Linked DNA regions of Homo sapiens: region 2 is linked to region 1. Evidence: chromatin contacts called from ENCODE Hi-C or POLR2A ChIA-PET data. All regions are on one chromosome and are shown on one strand. Each heading gives the region's core, a stretch centred on a gene start or an enhancer-like site at or near the end of the contact. The rest is flanking DNA. Distances are from core to core; before and after follow the strand shown. Region 1 has its middle 23 kb from the start of LINC03141. Region 2 has its middle 130 kb from the start of CCND2.

Evidence for each region. Hi-C counts contacts between places; a loop is a spot of excess contacts on that map. ChIA-PET counts read pairs that join two places held with the same protein, here RNA polymerase II (POLR2A). Pooled maps may share reads with other maps.
Region 2: a pooled map shows a loop between it and region 1 (2.2-fold over the local background). The contact joins two enhancer-like sites. A Hi-C loop is called at or near these places in 1 of 168 maps with a recorded cell type or tissue (CD4-positive, alpha-beta memory T cell) and 10 of 50 pooled maps. POLR2A ChIA-PET finds 5 or more read pairs at or near these places in 2 of 52 experiments (HCT116 and activated naive CD4-positive, alpha-beta T cell).

The regions. Positions count from the first base shown.
Region 1 is chr12:3,987,325-3,990,024 of GRCh38, reverse strand. No RefSeq gene overlaps it. Among named protein-coding and RNA genes, the nearest start is that of LINC03141, 23 kb to the left of the region's middle. Within about 2 kb of position 1,449, at least 2 of the 41 ENCODE cell types and tissues checked have a DNase peak (open chromatin) inside an H3K27ac peak, as active enhancers do.
Region 2 is chr12:4,141,708-4,144,407 of GRCh38, reverse strand. No RefSeq gene overlaps it. Among named protein-coding and RNA genes, the nearest start is that of CCND2, 130 kb to the left of the region's middle. Within about 2 kb of position 1,312, at least 19 of the 41 ENCODE cell types and tissues checked have a DNase peak (open chromatin) inside an H3K27ac peak, as active enhancers do.

The sequences.
Region 1 (2,700 bases), core at 200-2,699:
ATGCTCTGACACAGAATCCAGCTCTGGGCTGAGGCTCTGGACCCAACGTTTACAGTGAGTGATGGAGAATGAGCCCCAGCCCAGTGCTCCTCAAACTTAATGCACAAATGAATCACTTGGTGATCTTGACAAAAATGCAGAATCTGATTCAGTGGGTCTGCAGTGGGGCCCGAGATTCTGCATTTCTACTGAGCTCCCAGGTTAGGCTCATGCACCTGTCCCATGGGCCGCATTTTGAATGGCAAGAGTTTAGGTAGAACAGAGTGCCTTCAGCCTTGGACTCAGTTGTCTTGGTTTCCGTTTCTATTCCTTCCTCTGATGCCCTTCCAGCCCCCATCTTTTCTATTCCCTTCTCCATGAGGAACAAGACAAGAGAAACTAGTCTTGCACTAAAGCAGTGACGTCTAGATCATATCTCAGAAAGGTATTCTTCCAGTCTGTGACATGTTCATGGAGTTGCCAATCACCAAAAAAGTGTGAGTAAGTAGGGGCTGCTTCTGGGGAGGGCAGACAGCCAAGGGTGTCTTCACAGAGGAGTAAATGAAAACTCAGCTGAAGGCAGGGGAATGGATGACATGTTTCTTGAGGGAGCCCTCCCAACCCAAGATTCTGTTATCCTAAGTCAGATCCTTGGCTTTGATAAGGGAAAGGAATTTGTCCTTCCTCTGTCTGGTCAGGAGAGTGACCAGAGCCCGGGCTAGGAACTGGTATCTCTCTGTAGAGGACTTTGGTTACAAGCAAAGCAGTGGGTCTTGAGAAATACGGGGCAGAAAGGCTCATTTGCACTGGTTTTCTAAGGTTTGTTTTGACTTCTAGAAAGAGGGGCAGTCCCACTGCTTCACAATTGCTAGAAAACAGAGACTTCTAACCACAGTGGCATTTAGCTTGTCTCAGCACATTCCCACCTCGTACATCTTTCCCAAACCCACCCAATCCTCCATGTCATCATCTCCACAAAAGGGACAAGGCCAGCTCAGCCCAATCTGATTGCACATTCTCTACTTTGAGTACTCCCCCCAGAAGATGGAAGGCAGGGTTTGGACATGAATCATAGGGGCCCTGAGTACAACTTGCAATGCTGGGGGGAAAACAAAAAAGCAGGACAGTTTCTAGGAAGAACCAGGTAGCCAATGCACCAGGAAGACAAGAAAGTGAGCTCTGGCAGAACAGCATGCTGGGGAGGTGGCCTCGACCACAGCTTGGCTCAAGGCAGCAGCCACAGTGGGGCATCTGAGTAATGGCGGCTGAGTGGCAGTGGATGGGTGCAGGGAGGATTGCTGGAAGAGACAGGGAGGCTGGTGTGAGTGTATGTGTTATTAAAAGTAGAGTCTAAACTGAAACCACATAAGAGAGGCAACAAAGGGGAAGTAGAGCTCAGAGCACAGAGTTAAGAACTTTACCTCTTTACCTGGAGCTTTATCTCAACCACACACAGCCCTCCTCTCAAGGCAAGGGAAGTGCTAAGGGAGACTGTCACTCTCAGAGTCCTGCAAGTGCGTCTCATGCCTCACTTGTTCCGTCCTTTTAAGTCCTCACAAAGAGAGGCAATTGTTAATCCAGAGGGTAGCTGAGTGCTTGCAACCTCTCTGTCTCTCTCTCTTTCTCTCTCTTCAAGCATTTACTTAATACCCACTGTCTATTGGGCATTGTGCTAGAGTTGAGAGTAAGACTGAAGCTATGCTCCCTGTCCTTGAGAAGCAAAAAATTATTGACGGCAAAAAAATAGCTGCGTAGAAGATAATTTTATGTGCCTGGCTTATTCCACTTGACATAATGTCCTCTAGTTCCACACATGTTGTTGCAAATGACAGAATTTCATTCTTTTTTATGGCTCAGTAATACTCCATTGTACATACATAGCACGTTTTCTTTATCCATTCATCCATTTATGGATACTTAGGTTGATCCCATATCTTGGCTATTGTGAATAGTGCTACAAAAAACATGGGAATGCAGATATCTCTTCCTCATAAATATATACACCCATAATAATTAAAAAAAAAAATAATTTTAAAAATAGTTTTAAAAAATGAGATATTAAGCTAGGTGGTGGGCTCATGAGTATTCTTTAAGCTTTCTGTATATCTCACATACTTTATACTGAAAATGAAGTAAATTAAAGCACAGCAATGAGGACCCTCACAGGAAAATGTAGGAAAAGCAAGGAGGGTTTCGTGTAGACCCTGGGAGAGGAATGAGTAGCACTGGCGTGTCATTAATCAAGTGTGACCTGGCACCACTGGAAGCAAGCTGGCCATGATGATTCAGAGAGATCATCAACCGTGAGAAGACTAACAGAGGTTTCAGGTACTTACCTTTGCCGTTATTGTCTTTCAAAATTTATGTTTTCTTGTGTGTCACATGTAAGAAATCTTTGCTAAACACAAGACATCTAATATTTCCCCCTGGGATTTTTGTGATTTCTATATGTTTTATGGTTTTAGCTCTTACATTTTTGTAAATGGTGTGAAGTAAGGGTTGAATTTCTTCCCTCCTCCTCCTCCTCCTTCTTCTTTTTCTTTTTCATATAGTTAACAAAAATTTCCAGAATGATTCATTGAAACATTACTTTCCCCATTAAATTACCTTGACATTTTTGTCAAAAACCAACTGACCATACATGAGTGAGTCTACTCTTGGATTTCTATTTCAGTTCTATTATGGTCAGAGAATATACTTAGAGTATAGTTGGTATAACTT
Region 2 (2,700 bases), core at 63-2,562, 150 kb before region 1:
AAGGGATGCCTTGAAGCTGCCCGGGCTGGCATATTTCTTGGGAAGTGTTTGAAGATCACTGGCCTATTTGGCACTGGTTTTCTGGGTCTCAGTTTTCCTTTCTATAAAATTAAGAGGTGCCACTCCATGATCCCTAAACTGCATTTCAGCTTTCAATATTTAATTCCACGCATTAGGCTGGGCTCCTGGCTAATGTGTGCATCTGCCGAGGTCATTCCTGTCTCCTAGGCAAGTGTGAACAGACTGGGCAATGCCCCCACTTCTCAGTGTGTTGTATCCCACCTGTCTCTTTCCCTAGTAGCAGGTCGTTTTTTTTGTTTTTTTGTTTTTCTCTCTGTCTCACGATATCACCAAGTGGCACTACCACGTCCTAGCCTAGTGATGTTGGGCAAGTTAACTTAACCTCTCAGAGCTTCAGGTAACAGTGTGCATTCAATAGGAATTCTGCTGCACAGACTCACTACAATATAGGATTTTAAAAAATGCTGAACTATTAAAAGAGGCGGCTTTTGGAGGATGAGATTCTTGAAACTATGTCTTCCATTTCTGTGCTGTTTGAGTTTTTGCTGTGAGCATGTACCTTGCTTTCACAGTAAAATGTGTATTTTAAATGTTATGATTTTGTGTTTTTGACTTAAATGATGCCCACTCAGTATTGCATTATGCTTAATATGCAGCTCGGAGGCTGTGGTCATTACACATGTCTTTGATAACTTTTTATTTATTTTATTTTATTATTATTATTTGAGATGGAGTCTTGCTCTGTCACCCGGGCTGGAGTGCAATGGCGCTATCTCGGTTCACTGCAACCTCCACCTGCCAGTTCAAGCAATTCTCCTGCCTCAGCCTCCCGAATAGCTGGGATTACAGGTGCCTGCCACCACGCCTGACTAATTTTTTGTATTTTTAGTAGAGACGGGGTTTCACCACGTTGGCCAGGCTGGTCTCGAACTCCTGACCTCAGGTGATCCTCCCGCCTTGGCCTCCCAAAGTGCTGAGATTACAGATGTGAGACGCTGCGCCCAGCCGTCTTTGATCCATTTTTTAAATGAAAGAACTGGTTCTTATTTAATAAATAGGGTGAGGATATGAATAGGAGTCAGGGTTGATAAGAAGGCTGGGGTGTTCGCTGTTCTCGAAGGATGTGCCTCCTCTGCAGTACGCACGGTTTTGACTTCCGCCTGGGCAGTGGGAGGGGAGGAACAGAGTCCTTGAGGTGGTGCCAAGGGTGGGGCTCAGGCACGACCGTCAGTGGGGTTCAGGGCTTGGTCTGGGAAGGGCGAGGCAGGAGCAAGCCCTACAAGACAGGAGTGGCTTAGCTGCACTCAGCGCTCGAGGGAAGGAAGCAGCGGGAAGTGGGTGGTTTCAAGTTTTACTTTCAGTTTTCACTCAAAGTCATTTCAGGATGAAACCCATTTAACGGTCAGATCTCTCAGCCAGATTTCTCAGCAAACCTGTGCTCCACCCCACCCAGGTCCTCCAGGTGGAGCTTGCGGGCGGGCGGGGGAAGGTGAGCAGCAGGAATAGAACGTTCTGCAGTGCCTGGCCTGGACCTGGGAGCTGTCCGTCATCCGCATATCTGCAAATTGTCACACCTGGGCTGGGATCAGCTCTACTGCTAGATTCGGGTGAATATGGGCAAGACATTGCACCTCTCTACTCCAGAAATGTGGTCCGCGCTCTTCCAGGTGTCCCCTCAAGTTATTTTCATGGTCTTTACTGTGACCCAAAGGCAATGTTTCTGAAATGTTGACCTGCAGATCCCCTCCCAGAATCCCTTGAGGTGATTGTCCAAATGCAGACTCCTAGGTCACCCCCTGACCCATTGGACCAGTTTCCAGGAGTGGAGTTGAGCATCTTGCTTTTTGATAAACTCTCACGTACTTCAAAGGCTGAGATCCTCTGTCCTAGGGGGTAGAAATTTTACCTTGGTATGTTATACTAATAAGCAACCTGAGCTCAATGGTGGAGCAGGTGCTCCCACCTTCATCCCAGCACTTTGGGAGGCTGAGGCAGGAGGATTGCTTGAGCCCAGGAGTTTGAGACCAACCTGAGCAGCATGGCAAAACCTCGTCTCTAGAAAATACAAAAAAATTAGCCCAGTGTGGTGATGTGGGCCCATAGTTCCAGCTACTTAGGAGGCTGAGGTGGGAGGATCACCTGAGCCCAGGGAGGTTGAGGCTGCAGTGAGCTGTGATCACATCACTGTACTACAGCCTGGGTGACAGAGTGAGACCCCATCTCAAAAGGAAAAGAAAAACCTGAGCTCAAGACACAAACTACACTGCTCAGGATCTGCCAAAGAACCAATCGTAGAGACTTGATTCAAACCCAGAGCTAGGGTGATGGGTGTCCCACTTTGCCTGGGAAAATTCTGGTTTATGCCTGTTGGCATACCTCATTAACAGTAGCCATTTTCCCCACTTGCAAAAGCATCCTGGATTGGATAATACATTTTATGTCTTCCCTATTCAGAGCCCCTAGCCATGACTATACCATACTACTGCCCCTTCAAAAAGGTCAGCTAATGTGGTTCTGGGAACACACAGGATAAAGGGGGCATAACCTGGCTGGGGAGGTAGGTCAGGGGAGACACCTTAGCTATGTATGATTCTCAAATCCCCTCTCTGCCTTTAGGACAGCATTATAGGCAATGGGTACTCTCAAGAAGGACACTGATGAGTAACTGATTTCCATCTC